Regions from separate parts of the Homo sapiens genome. Here all the other regions are linked to region 2. A link is a contact called in ENCODE Hi-C or POLR2A ChIA-PET data. All regions are on one chromosome and are shown on one strand. The core of a region is the stretch at or near the end of the contact, and the rest is flanking DNA. Distances in the headings are between cores, read along the strand shown. Region 1 holds the start of SP2 (Sp2 transcription factor). Region 2 holds the start of HEXIM2-AS1 (HEXIM2 antisense RNA 1). Region 3 holds the start of KPNB1-DT (KPNB1 divergent transcript).

Evidence for each region. A loop is a pair of places that touch in the nucleus more often than their neighbours do. ChIA-PET counts read pairs that join two places held with the same protein, here RNA polymerase II (POLR2A). Pooled maps may share reads with other maps.
Region 1: a loop to region 2 is called in a map of CD8-positive, alpha-beta T cell, with 27 times the contacts of the local background. The contact joins the promoter of SP2 here to the promoter of HEXIM2-AS1 in region 2. A Hi-C loop is called at or near these places in 1 of 168 maps with a recorded cell type or tissue (CD8-positive, alpha-beta T cell) and 5 of 50 pooled maps. POLR2A ChIA-PET finds 5 or more read pairs at or near these places in 1 of 52 experiments (activated CD4-positive, alpha-beta T cell).
Region 3: a loop to region 2 is called in a pooled map, with 12 times the contacts of the local background. The contact joins the promoter of KPNB1-DT here to the promoter of HEXIM2-AS1 in region 2. A Hi-C loop is called at or near these places in 1 of 37 single-sample maps with no recorded cell type and 6 of 50 pooled maps. POLR2A ChIA-PET finds 5 or more read pairs at or near these places in 2 of 52 experiments (B cell and HepG2).

Annotation. Positions count from the first base shown.
Region 1 is chr17:47,894,318-47,898,082 of GRCh38, reverse strand. SP2 (Sp2 transcription factor) reads right to left here and starts at 1,847. Exons shown (of 7, transcript NM_003110.6): 1 at 1,790-1,847. The coding sequence starts at 1,796. SP2-DT (SP2 divergent transcript) reads left to right here and starts at 2,267. Exons shown (of 3, transcript NR_135480.1): 1 at 2,267-2,380. RefSeq lists silencers at 1,348-1,777, 3,326-3,620.
Region 2 is chr17:45,158,884-45,162,913 of GRCh38, reverse strand. HEXIM2-AS1 (HEXIM2 antisense RNA 1) reads left to right here and starts at 1,376. Exons shown (of 3, transcript NR_186789.1): 1 at 1,376-1,453; 2 at 3,422-3,584. HEXIM2 (HEXIM P-TEFb complex subunit 2) reads right to left here and starts at 1,039. Exons shown (of 4, transcript NM_001303441.2): 1 at 883-1,039; 2 at 279-426; 3 at 55-164. The coding sequence starts at 120. RefSeq lists enhancers at 800-929, 940-1,139, 557-1,172, 1,290-1,519, 1,173-1,788 and 1 more.
Region 3 is chr17:47,647,263-47,650,829 of GRCh38, reverse strand. KPNB1-DT (KPNB1 divergent transcript) reads left to right here and starts at 1,402. Exons shown (of 4, transcript NR_171700.1): 1 at 1,402-1,434. KPNB1 (karyopherin subunit beta 1) reads right to left here and starts at 911. Exons shown (of 22, transcript NM_002265.6): 1 at 546-911; 2 at 386-444. The coding sequence starts at 585. RefSeq lists silencers at 241-380, 491-560, 991-1,170, 1,181-1,230, 1,241-1,510 and an enhancer at 1,911-2,756.

The DNA of each region.
Region 1 (3,765 bases), core at 598-3,097, 2.7 Mb before region 2:
TTGGGTCTCCTTGGCAAAGAGTTTCTGGCTTCAGCAGCCTAGCTCAGGGGGGTTCATAATTATGTCAGACTCGCTTTTTTTCTTGTAGTTGCTTTTAACCAAAGAGGTTAAGCCTCTGTACAACCAAGAGGAAGAACTAGAATTAGAAAACTTACCAATCGTCCCAGCCAATGATAATCCATTTCCAACAGGTATTAACGCCTGTTAGAAGCCACTGGAACACTGACATCATCAGCCCAATTGATAGGTTGTCTGATAGATTCGCCCCCTTCATCGCACACAAGAATTTAAAACAAAACAAGACACTGCAGTTATATTCATTATTGCAGACAATGGGTTTCTTTGTGTTAGTAATTGAAATTACTGCTGTGGTCTGGACTCCACCATTATTTCCTTTGCAGCCTGTGAGCCAGCCAACACTCTAAACTTTCTAGCCCTAAAAATTGTATCATCCAGAATACCAACTCAATACAGCCCTCCACTGTGAAACTGAATGCCTTCTGGGGTACAGCATGAAACCGTTTTAGACAGTGCATGCCAGTGCACCTTGAAACAGTGTCCATCTGTAATGAAATCTGTAAACGGGAAACTTGGGCCAATTCATTGTTTAAAGCAGATCTACTGGCTCATACCTTTCTCTAGGAAACAATAAGTGAACAAGAAGTAACCTCAGAAGAAGAAAGAACTTTGGGAGAATGCACTGAGAAAGGCCAGACTGAGTCCCCTTGGATGAAGTTAATTAAGAAACAAACATGACAGGATATTGCAATCAAAACCAAGGAATGCAGTGAGGACAGGTTTCTCAGTTGCCCAGAGGAGAAAACATAGTTCCTTCTGAACTAAAATTAGAAAGCCGCTGGCAAGGAAACATAAGAAGCATGGATAAGAGGCTGAAAACCGTAAGTCAGCAATGGGGATGGAGGTGGGTACAGGAAGAGAGCGAGTATCTATTTTGTTTTATTTCTTCTGTAATTCCTTAAGATTGTTTGCGCCTGAGCTTTGGGACTGCAGTAGTCTCCCCTACGGGGCGTCAAGTAACAGGCTGGGAGCTCTGGCAAGAAGTTCTCAAACTTCTCACAATTCTGCTAAGAGCTTGCAGATATCTAGCTGGAAGATCAAGGATCCAAGTAAAAACATTAAAGGAAGGTTTTTGCCCACTCCCCGGTGAGAGGTCATCTGCCCAGGGAGTGCTCTCGTGTCCTGACACCATCGCCCGACTGGGGATATATCAGTAACCGGGCTGTCGTCGATGCCGAGCAGTGCCCATCTGGTTGGCAGCGTCCGGGTCTCAAGCGTTCCCTCGCCCCTCTCTGTTCTCCGGGGAGCCCTGAATCGCTGGTGGGCATCTACAGTTAAGAGTGCAGGAAGGCCTCTCAGACACGGGGCGAACACAAGGGCTGTTGGCTGCCTCCTCAGAGCCGACCCAGGCATAGTTCGCCCAGGCGGGAGAGCGGCGTTGAAGTGGGTCGGCACCCGTCCGAGGGGTGCCAGGCCACCCCGGTGCCCGCTCCTCTCGCCGGCCCCCGGAAGCGCCGCCCTCCCGCCCGGCGGGCTCCGAGGGGGCGGGGAGTCGAACGCCCCCTTCCGGGTGCCTCCGCCCGGCTGGCCAGCCCCGCTCCTCCTCCGGGCGGGAATCCTCCCTCCCCCGCCCCTCCTGAAGCCGGGCCCCGACGCCAGACCCAGCCCCAGGGGGGAACCCCCGGCCTCGGCTCCCTCTCCCCGCGGCCTCTGCCCGTCTTCCTGACCCTTGGGGGCCGGGAAGACCCCGCCGGCAGCGGCCGGGACCCACCGCTCATTACGACATCTTCCTCCCTGGCCTCCGCCGCCTCCGCCGCCACCGAGAGCCTGACACCGCCCGCCAAGCAACCGCCAATCCCGGAGCCCGCCACCGCCCGAGCGACGGCAGCCTTCACCAATAAGCGCTTGGAACATTGGGGACCGACAGCACTATTAACCAATCAACCAGAGGCGTCTAGAGCGACGTTGATTTGACCAATAGGTCTGTGCAATGTCACTGATGGACGGTAGAGCGCACCAACCGAAAGCCAATTGAATAATGAGTGACATGTGCATCAGCCAATTGGAGGGAGGCAAAGTCCCGCCCGCTGGGTGGTTGATGTACAGCAACAGGAAGCTGGAAGGGGAGGGGCTTAGCCGAAGAGTGCTTTTGTATTGGTCGAGGTTGACCTTCCACCCACCTCTAACCCAGAGGATGAATGATAGATCTGCCCTGAAGCCAATCAGAAGTCCTTAGGGTGAGGCCCACAAATGCCCCAGAAATAGCATATACATTGCGCCCTAAGTCCAGTCTCGCCCAGGTGTGGCAGGAGCTTTTACCTGCTCTTCGGCAGTAGCCGGCTGCCACTCAACCCCATGCCTGGTGAGTGGAAAGCCATCAACCTTTTATTTAGTCCCTCTCTCGTTGTCGCCTGGGGAGGGGCGACTTTGTACAGTGAGGCACTGGGGTCCGGCACCATAGTGGGAGTTGGGGTTGTTTACGCGACACTTCTAAGGGGATTTTCACAATCGGTTAAGCCCCCGTTAATCCTCACATGGTTATTGCGGCGACCCCCATAGCCCACGGTCCCAAACGTGTGCATCTGAATCATCCGAAGCTCTTTCTAAAGGCAGGCTCCCCTGGCCGCCTCTCCTAATCCGACTCGGTACTTCACGGGGCGTGCCTAGAATCTGCATTTTAGCAAGGGCCTCGCGTGGACAGAATTGCACGCTTGAGTTTGAGAAGTACTGCTTGGCCTCTGCCCCACTTACCCTTACCTTCTTGAGATGAGGTAAAGCACTTGGTAGGCACTAGGCGGGTAGGTTTATCTTTGCTCCCAAGTCTCTTCCGAGAACTTGGGAAGGCTGCCTAGCTTAGTGAGGGAATCCATTCTGGCTTCAGACCAGTCTGGGTTTGAAACCTACACATCCCACTAACTTAGGCAGGGTACCGAAACTCCCTGAGCTTCATGTCCTCATCAGTAAAACGAGGTTAATCACACCTACACCTTAGCGCGATGGCTTAAAAAAAAAAAAAAAAAAAACAAACAAAAAAAAACATAGTCCATCAAGAGAAATACATTTTGCATACAGACCAGTACACTGCTATTTGTATGAGAGTGTCATAAAGTTTCCGAAAACAATGCTTACTACTTGTGACGCACTGATAGTTTCTATGCTTATCCTATCCTATCTTATTCTCCTTCTTGTTGATCATGACTGGCAGTTTGAAAAACACTGCTAGAAAAGGTTGGTGTGATAATACAAAATGCAGAGCAGAATACCGGGTACACAGTAATTGCTGAATAAATGTTAATAGCCTCTTCCAGTCTTCTCCTCTCAGTGTTAGCCTTTGAAAAACAAGACTTTAGACAATAATACTCCTCTAGTAAAGATCCTTCATGGGATCCGTATCTCCTAGATAAAGCCCAAACTCCTTTCTAGGCAAAGTCCTCCCACTCTTTTTTCTTCTTAACCTCAGCATCCACCAGAGGACACACTCTTACTGGTGTATCTTTCATGCTTTATCTCCTCCCTCTACCCCCGTTCCCTTCCTACAAATCCTACCCTTTTCCCTCCAGGAAAGATTCCAGGTTCCTAAACACTTACGCTTTTTTCCACTAGTTGACTTCCTATGTGACCCTTCCCTTCTGGTAAACCCCTATGCATCCATGGCCGGATGTGTTGGCTCACACCTGTATTCCTAGTGCTTTGGGAAGCCAGAGGCAGGCGGATCACTTGAGCCCAGGATTTCGAGACCCAGCTTGG
Region 2 (4,030 bases), core at 127-2,626:
AGCTGTGGGACCCGTGCTCGTGGTGCTTGGGTGGGCAGGAGGGCAGGGACTTACCTTGGCCTCCTCCAGGGCCACTGGTGACTCTGCATTACAGGCGGTCTGGTTCGGAGTGGCCATCATCTTCTGTTCCAAATCTTTCAGCAGACGCCTGGAACTAGTGACACCTGCTTTGAACAACAACAGAAACCTAAATCCTGAAGGAACGTCAGGAATACTCTGGCTGCCCAGAATTGTTTGCCCAGGCAGTGGCAGCCATTTTGTACCCCAGCCCTTCATACCCTTATTCTCAAATGCAGGCCCCGAAGGCTGCCTCCACCGCTGGTTTTCACACCTCCAGCCAGCAAGGGGCCAAATGGGATTCAGGGGCCGTCTTCTCTGTCCTGCTCCTCGGGTCCCTCACCAGGACTCATGTCCTGTACTGTCCTCCTGGAAGTCACCGAGGCCCAGGTTGGCAGCCAGGAAGCCAGGTGTAAGTTTTGTTTCCCCAACCACCAAAGGGGCAAAGGAGGACTGCCTGGGGAGGCTGGGAGTGCAGCGGGGCTGCTGCTGCCACGGGAGAACATGGAGCAAGCTCACGAGTCCTTCCCCACTGTCTCCAGTGGCCCCAATCTTGATGCAGCCCTGCACCCCCAACCTTCTCCCCAAGCTGGGCTCCAAAGGCCAGAAGCACAGCTGGGACCTGGGCCAGCCTAGTGCTGAGGACTTTTCCTCTAAGGTCCTGGCCTGCCTCCCTCCTTCCTCTCAGAAAGGGAAACAGGAGAAAAGGGGAAAGAGGTCTTTGCACTACATGCAGCTGGGAGGGAAACCCAACTAGGATAAGGATGGATTTCTTGGAAGAAGGGAGACAGTCATGGAAAGAGGTTTTGCAAAGGTGGAACTGACCTATTCGCTGTCAAGGGCTATGCACACCACTACATCTGTGTGCCTTTCTGTGCGACTGCCTGTCGGTGCAATTCCCAACGCCTGAGCCCTACCTCTTGCTGCAGTTGCAGCAGCTCTGGTCAAGCCGCTCAGGCCACTAAGATGGGGGGGAAGAGAGAGCCTGGACGCGCGGTGCCTGCTGGGGATTGTAGTTCTTCTGGCCTGAAAAGCGATCCAAGGGCCTGTAACGTCAACAGCCACACCCGAGACTCCAAAACCCATCTACCCTTGCGCGGGGGCAGACCGCGCGCGCATCACTGCCTTCTTTGATTGGTCAAGCCTTCTGCCAATATTCTCGCTTTTTTGGCAACGATTAGCTGTGAGGAGGCACAACTGGACCCGCCTTCTCCGAACTCAATTAAAGAGTTCATTGATGGCGTTAATCTTTACGGGGCAGAAAATAGATCCGGCTAAGGTGGGCGGGGCAGCAGGCGCGGAGGGATCCTTGGCCTTTGAGGAAGGCGACGAGAAGCTCGGCGGCCATCGCCGCCATTTTGGGCTGGGAGGAGGCAGCGGAGGGACTCGCTGCGCAGTGAGAGCACCCCGTGGGGGGTGGTCCGGGCGCGGGGAGAGGCCGGGCCGAGTGGGCTACCTGAAGTGGCGGCGCCGGGAGACGGCGGGAAGTGGGACCGGGGGCCAGGGAGGGTGAAGGTTGGAGTCTCCTCGGCCGAGCCCGGTCCTCAAACCGTCCCGGCAGCCCCGCAGCCTCGCCTCTCACAGAGTGCGGGGTTCTTCGGTAATTACCGCGTGTTTCCCGAGACCCCAGAAGGGGAGAGGCTGGTGAAACGGCTTCCCTCTGCGGTCTTTCCACAGGGGCGCGGATCCTGAGGCCGAGCTCTGCCAGCTTCCCTCCCCACCCCCATTCGGCCTGGGTATGGCGGCGAGGCCCCGCACAGAGGGACTCCCACTTCGACTGGAGAGGTGGGGGCGACGCCAGATTCCAGAGGCTGGCGCCGCGGGGGAGGGCGGAGGTCGCAGGTCTGGCCACAAGTCGGCGTGGCAGTCAGCTGGAGGCTCCGAGAGCGGAGATCCCAGTGCACCCACCTTACCTCGCTTACACCAAAGCGCCATCTCGCCGCCCGGGTTGCGAAAAACCACGACCCTCTTAAACTACTGTAGCAACCACTAATTCCCCCTGGGAGCAGCTAGAGAGGGGCACTTGGAAACCTTCACGAGCTCGGTGCCTGAAGGTCTCTGAGGCTCTTGCCCTCAAGATCTCTCCCATTCAGCCCCGATTCTCCGGACAACCTGACCTAGCATGTCGCCAGCCTCTTGGTGAAACGCCTAAAGTGTGCTGCCCCACTTCTCTTGAAAGTTTACACCGAAGGGATGAGGTTTTGCCCTTTACAGGGTTGGGGCACAAAGTCGGAGTCGCTGCGGCTCCGAAATAGAAACGGAGTTGCCCATTTCGTATGCTTCATCAACATCTGCTTGCATTTTGAAATCCTAGTCTTAACTTTTACACAACTTTTAGAGAAATGGCTGCCCTCCTAGAGGGAAAAACGAACTACAGTAATTCCAATTCCAATGTAATCTTTGTAAGACTACAAAATCTTTCCAGTTTAAAGATTTTTCTTTTCCCACAGACTAAACAAAGTCAGAGTATTTTGTGTTCTACTGGTGCATTGTTACTAGGTAACCTCAATTTTTTGAAATTCCAAGTAATTGAAGGATCACTTTTGTAGATCCTAAATGCTACCAAAAAAGAAACCAGTTTTTATCTACTTCATATGTATAGCGTTTAAGAGATGAGGAGACCTGCTTTGAAAGAATAAACTCTTAACCTTACATTATAGCTGTAGCAGCTTCTTAAAGATTGAAGTTTGATGTGAAGTTCTTTTATTGAATTGCAGGTTAAACCATCTTACTTCCTACTGCTTGAAATCTAAATCCAGAGAGATTTGTGGCTCAAGGATATCTTCAAATAAAAGTTTTATTGCTAAAATGTCAGTTAAAATTATGCCTAGGTAGGTGCTGAAGTAGGAGAGGCTTTGACGTAGCAGAGTGACTGGCAGTGAATTTTGTGGGTACCTTGTGATGAGTCTTATTATCAGTTACAAATGGTCAAAACATGCCTAAGCCTTCAGCCTTACTAAAAGTTTAACAGAACTTGGCCTGGCGCGGTGGCTCACACCTGTAATCCCAGCCCTTTGGGAGGTGGAGGCGGGTGGATCACCTGAGGTCAGGAGTTTGAGACCAACCTGGCCAACATGGTGAAGCCCCTTCTCTACTAAAAATACAAAATTAGCCGGGTGTGGAGTTGCGTGCCTGTAATCCCAGCTACTCGGGAGGCTGAGGCAGGAGAATCGCTTGAACCCAGGAGGCAGAGTTTGCCATGAGCCTCTCACCGTTGCACTCCAGCCTGGGTGACAGAGTAAGACTCTGTCTCAAAAAAAAAAAAAAGTTTTCCAGAACTGAAGTTCTGCTCCTCCTATTAATAATTTTTCTTCAGTTGGAGTGACAACTCCATAGCATTAACTTTTTTCCCTCTGCTCCCCAGATGTTTTACAACTGGATTACAAAATAGGATCATCATTGACTAGGGTCCTCAATCCAAAACTGGAACCACTTACTCCTAACTGAAGCTTCAGTACACTTGATGCCTACTGTGGTTTGATTTTTTACCTACATATGACATGTTCGCTCTACACTGATCAAGAGATGTGAGTTTAAAAAAGCTAACTAACTTGGTAGGACTTAAATAGTCATAGGAACAGAAAAGGCTTTTAAAGACGATCTTTGTGGGTCTTCTGTCAAGAATTTAATGGAGGATCCTAGACACTTGGGATTCATCCTCCATTATGAAGTAATCTAGTGAAATTTTTGGATGCTACTGAGTGGCAAATACTGTACCAGCAGCAGAAATTTGTTACTCATTTGTAAATGAAACTTACTATCCTTAAGGTTGACCCACAAGCTTTTCCATTCTTTGCTAAGAAAAATTGGGAATAGGCCGGGCACAGTGGCTCACGCCTGTAATCCCAGCACTTTGGGAGGCCAAGGCGGGCAGATCACGAGGTCAAGAGATTGAGACCGTCCTGGCAGACATGGTGAAACCCCATCTCTACTAAAAATACAAAAATTAGCTGAGTGTGGTGGTGTGCACCTG
Region 3 (3,567 bases), core at 153-2,652, 2.5 Mb before region 2:
CGGGCCCGGAGCTTCCACATGGCCCCTAGGCCCGACTCCCCCGCCCCCACCCCTGCTGAACACGCAGCGCCGCGCAACCTAACTTCCCTTCCCTCCCTCTTTCTCCCTCCCGCTGCACCGCCGCCCTCAGGCCGCGCAACGATTGGGCGGCAGGCAGCTCGGCGCGCCAAGCCATTGGCCAGTCGCGAGGCCCGGGGCGGGACACACCCACCGGCTTCCCGATGGCGGGGTTAGGTTGGACCGGGTTGGGGGGGGAGGGGGAGGGGGGAGGGGGACGGGATGGGGCGGGGTAGGTTCCCGAGGCCTGGGCCTCCGGGAGGGCGGGAAGGCCCCGCACGCAGGGGATGGGGACGCGGCGGGATGGGCGCGGCGGGGTAGCACGCACCAGGTTCTCCACGGCCGCACGCTCCAGGAACTTCTGCGCCGCTTCCAGCTCCAGCCGATCTAGGGGGAGGAAAGTGGGAGACGGAGCGGGGTCAGAGGGGCCGGGCCTCCCCTCCCCCACCCCAATCACCTCAGCCCTACCCCCGGCTCCTGCGTCCTACCGGGAGACACGGTCTTCTCGAGAATGGTGATCAGCTCCATGGCGGAGGTGGCGGCGGCGGCGACTCCTCCTAAGACGACGGCCCGGCCTTTCGGGCGGCGGCTCGAACTGGGGATGGGGGTTGGGGGTCGGGTGGGAAGGGAGGGTGGGGTGGGGGGCGGGGGTCACCACAAACCCATTCACCGGCTCTGTCTGGGTAGTCGGTCCGGCTCCCCTTCCTCTCCTCTTCCCTTACTTCCTCCCTCCAAATGGGCTGCTGGCGGCGGGGGAGGGACCCTGGGGGCAGCTCAGAGCGCGCTGGTGCTCGGGAGGCGGAGGGAGAAAGAAGGAAGGGAGGCTGTGAGTGAGAGGCGGCGCGCAGGGAGGGAGCGAGGGAGGGAGGAAGGCGGAGGGATATTCGGACCGGACCTCTCCGCGGAGGCGCCGCGCTCCACGACGATTGGCCGTTGTCCTGGCCACGCGGAATCCCTAACTGGCCAGGCGCTCAGCGTCGAAGGGCCGTCTCGCGCCCATTCGCCTGCTGGTTTCAAGGCCCGGGTTGGCTGGGCGGGCAGCGGAATGGAGCGCGCGGATTGGCCGAGGGGAGGGAGATTGGGATGGGGTAGGAGAGAGCCCGCCGTTGATTGGGTGGGCTTGGTAAAGGCCTTGAGCTCAGACCGGCTGAGCGCTGGGAGGAGGGTGGACCGGAGGCACGACTCGGATCCTGCGCGATTGGCTGGGATAGTAGGCGTTGATAGGATAGGGTGCCCGGGAGAACTAAGGAGAGGAGTTCGGGGTCGGGGCGCGGGAAGGCGGGAGGTGCCCGGCAACCCTAGGAGCCCGGCGCGGGGCACGATGGGACGCCCCCGGGAAGAGGCGGAGCTGGGTTCGAGCGCTGGGGCTGCGGTTGGGTAAGCGCCGTCGCTCCGAGGGGCGTGTTGCGCGAGGTTTTCGCGGGCCTGAGCGGGGGAGGGGGGACTGTTGAAGTCCTGCGCCGCGCCCACAGGAAGCTGCTTTAATGGCTAGGTCGGCTTGGTACCCTGCTTTCGGCTGGGAGGGATCCGTAAGGCCATGTGGCTCCACTGCCAATGTGTAGATGTGGAAACTGAAGCCCAGAGAGGGTATGGAACTTGTCCAAGGTCACACAGCTGGTTAATGGCTTGGTAAGGAATGGGTTCAGGAGCCCAGAGAGGGTCTGGAACTTGTCCAAGGTCACACAGCTGGTTAGTGGCTTGATAAGCTCAAGCTCTCCTGACGGCCCTTGTCCCTACAAGCAGCTTCCTCTCCAAGGAGTCCCCTAAGCCTGCTTATATGGGGCTTGAGACCTGTGCTGTGATAAATCTGACTTGCTTAGGGGTGAGCTAAGGGATTCCTCCTCTTAGACCCCCCATCCATAGCTACCAGGTACTTGACAGGATGGAAATGTTTCACCCTCCAAAAGTACCCTGTAAAGGCCCAACCTCGAACCAGAAAGAATGTGTGTACAGGAATAAAGGATTGTGGTTCTTAACCTGTTTCAGTTCTCAACCCCGGAAGAAACTCATGAATGCCTTTTCTTAGCAAAATGCATATAAAGAAAACGTGGGCCGGGCGCTGTGGCTCGCGCCTGTAATCCCAGCACTTTGGGAGGCCGAGGGGGGCGGATGACGAGTCAAGAGATCGAGACCATCCTGGCCAACATGGTGAAACCCCGTCTCTACTAAAATATAAAAAATTAGCCCGGTGTGGTGGCGCGTACCTGAAGTCCAAGCTATTCCTGAGGCTGAGGCAGGAGAATCGCTTGAACCCTGGACGCAGAGGTTGCAGTGAGCCGATATCGCGCCACTGCAGTCCAGCCTGGCGACAGAGCGAGACTCCATCTCAAAGAAAAGAAAAAAAATGTGCATACAGTATGTGGCTCAGGCCTGCAATCCCAGGACTTTGGGAGGATCGCTTGAGCCCAGGGGTTCAAGACTAACCTGGACAACTTAGCGAGATCCTGTCTCTTTTAAAAAAAATGAAGATTTTTAAAATGATAAAGGAAAAGTGTAATAATAGGGCCGGGCGCGGTGGCTCATGCCTGTAATCCCAGCACTTTGGGAGGCCGAGGCGGGCGGATCACTTGAGGTCAGGAGTTCAAGACCAGTCTGGCCAACATGGTGAAACCCTGTCTCTACTAAAAATACAAAAAAAAAAAAAAAACCTAGCCGAGCGTGGTGGCGCACGCCTATAATCTCAGCTCCTCAGGAGGCTGAGACAGAATCTCTTGAACCCGGGAGGCAGAGGTTGCAGTGAGCCAAGACTTCACCACTGCACTTCAGCCTGGGCGACAGTTAAGACTCTCAAAAAAAGAAAAAATAAATGGTAACAAAGAATTTCTTGAATTGTTTCATTTTCACAGTAATGATGTAGGGGTAATTGGATGTAGCTGGTTCATAGAGCTTTTTACCATATGACTTGAGCTTGTGAGGTAATTGCCCTGCAGTAGCCACACTGGGAAAACCTAGGAGGAAGTCTGACTTTGTTGAAAGGTTTCACAAAGAATTAGGAAAGATTGGCCAACTCTTTGTTAAAAGAGGAAGAAATGGTCTTTCTCTGCTAGAGATATCTTTGCAGTTTTGAAGCTAGAAATGTAGGGACACCATTCCTCACACCATACTGTGACTAGTGGATTTCCCATGGCTTAGCAGCTAACCCCAGCCTTTTGCTTCATCTATTAACTGTGGAAGAACTGCCCTGTGTGTGTAACTTTGTTATAAATCAGTGAAGATTGGGCCAGGGCGTGGTGGGTCACGCCTTTAATCCCAGCACTTTGGGAGGCTGAGGTGGGCAGATCAACTGAGGTCCGGAGTTAGAGACCAGCTTGGCCAACACAGTGAAACCCTGTCTCTACTGAAATACAAAATTAGCCGGGCGTGGTGGTGGGCACCTGCAATCAATCCCAGCTACTCAGTAGGCTGAGGCAGGAGAATTGCCTGAACCCGTGAGGCAGAGGTGGTAGTGAGCTAAGATTGCACCACCGCACTCCAGCCTGGGTGACAGAGCAAGACTCCATCTCAAAAAAA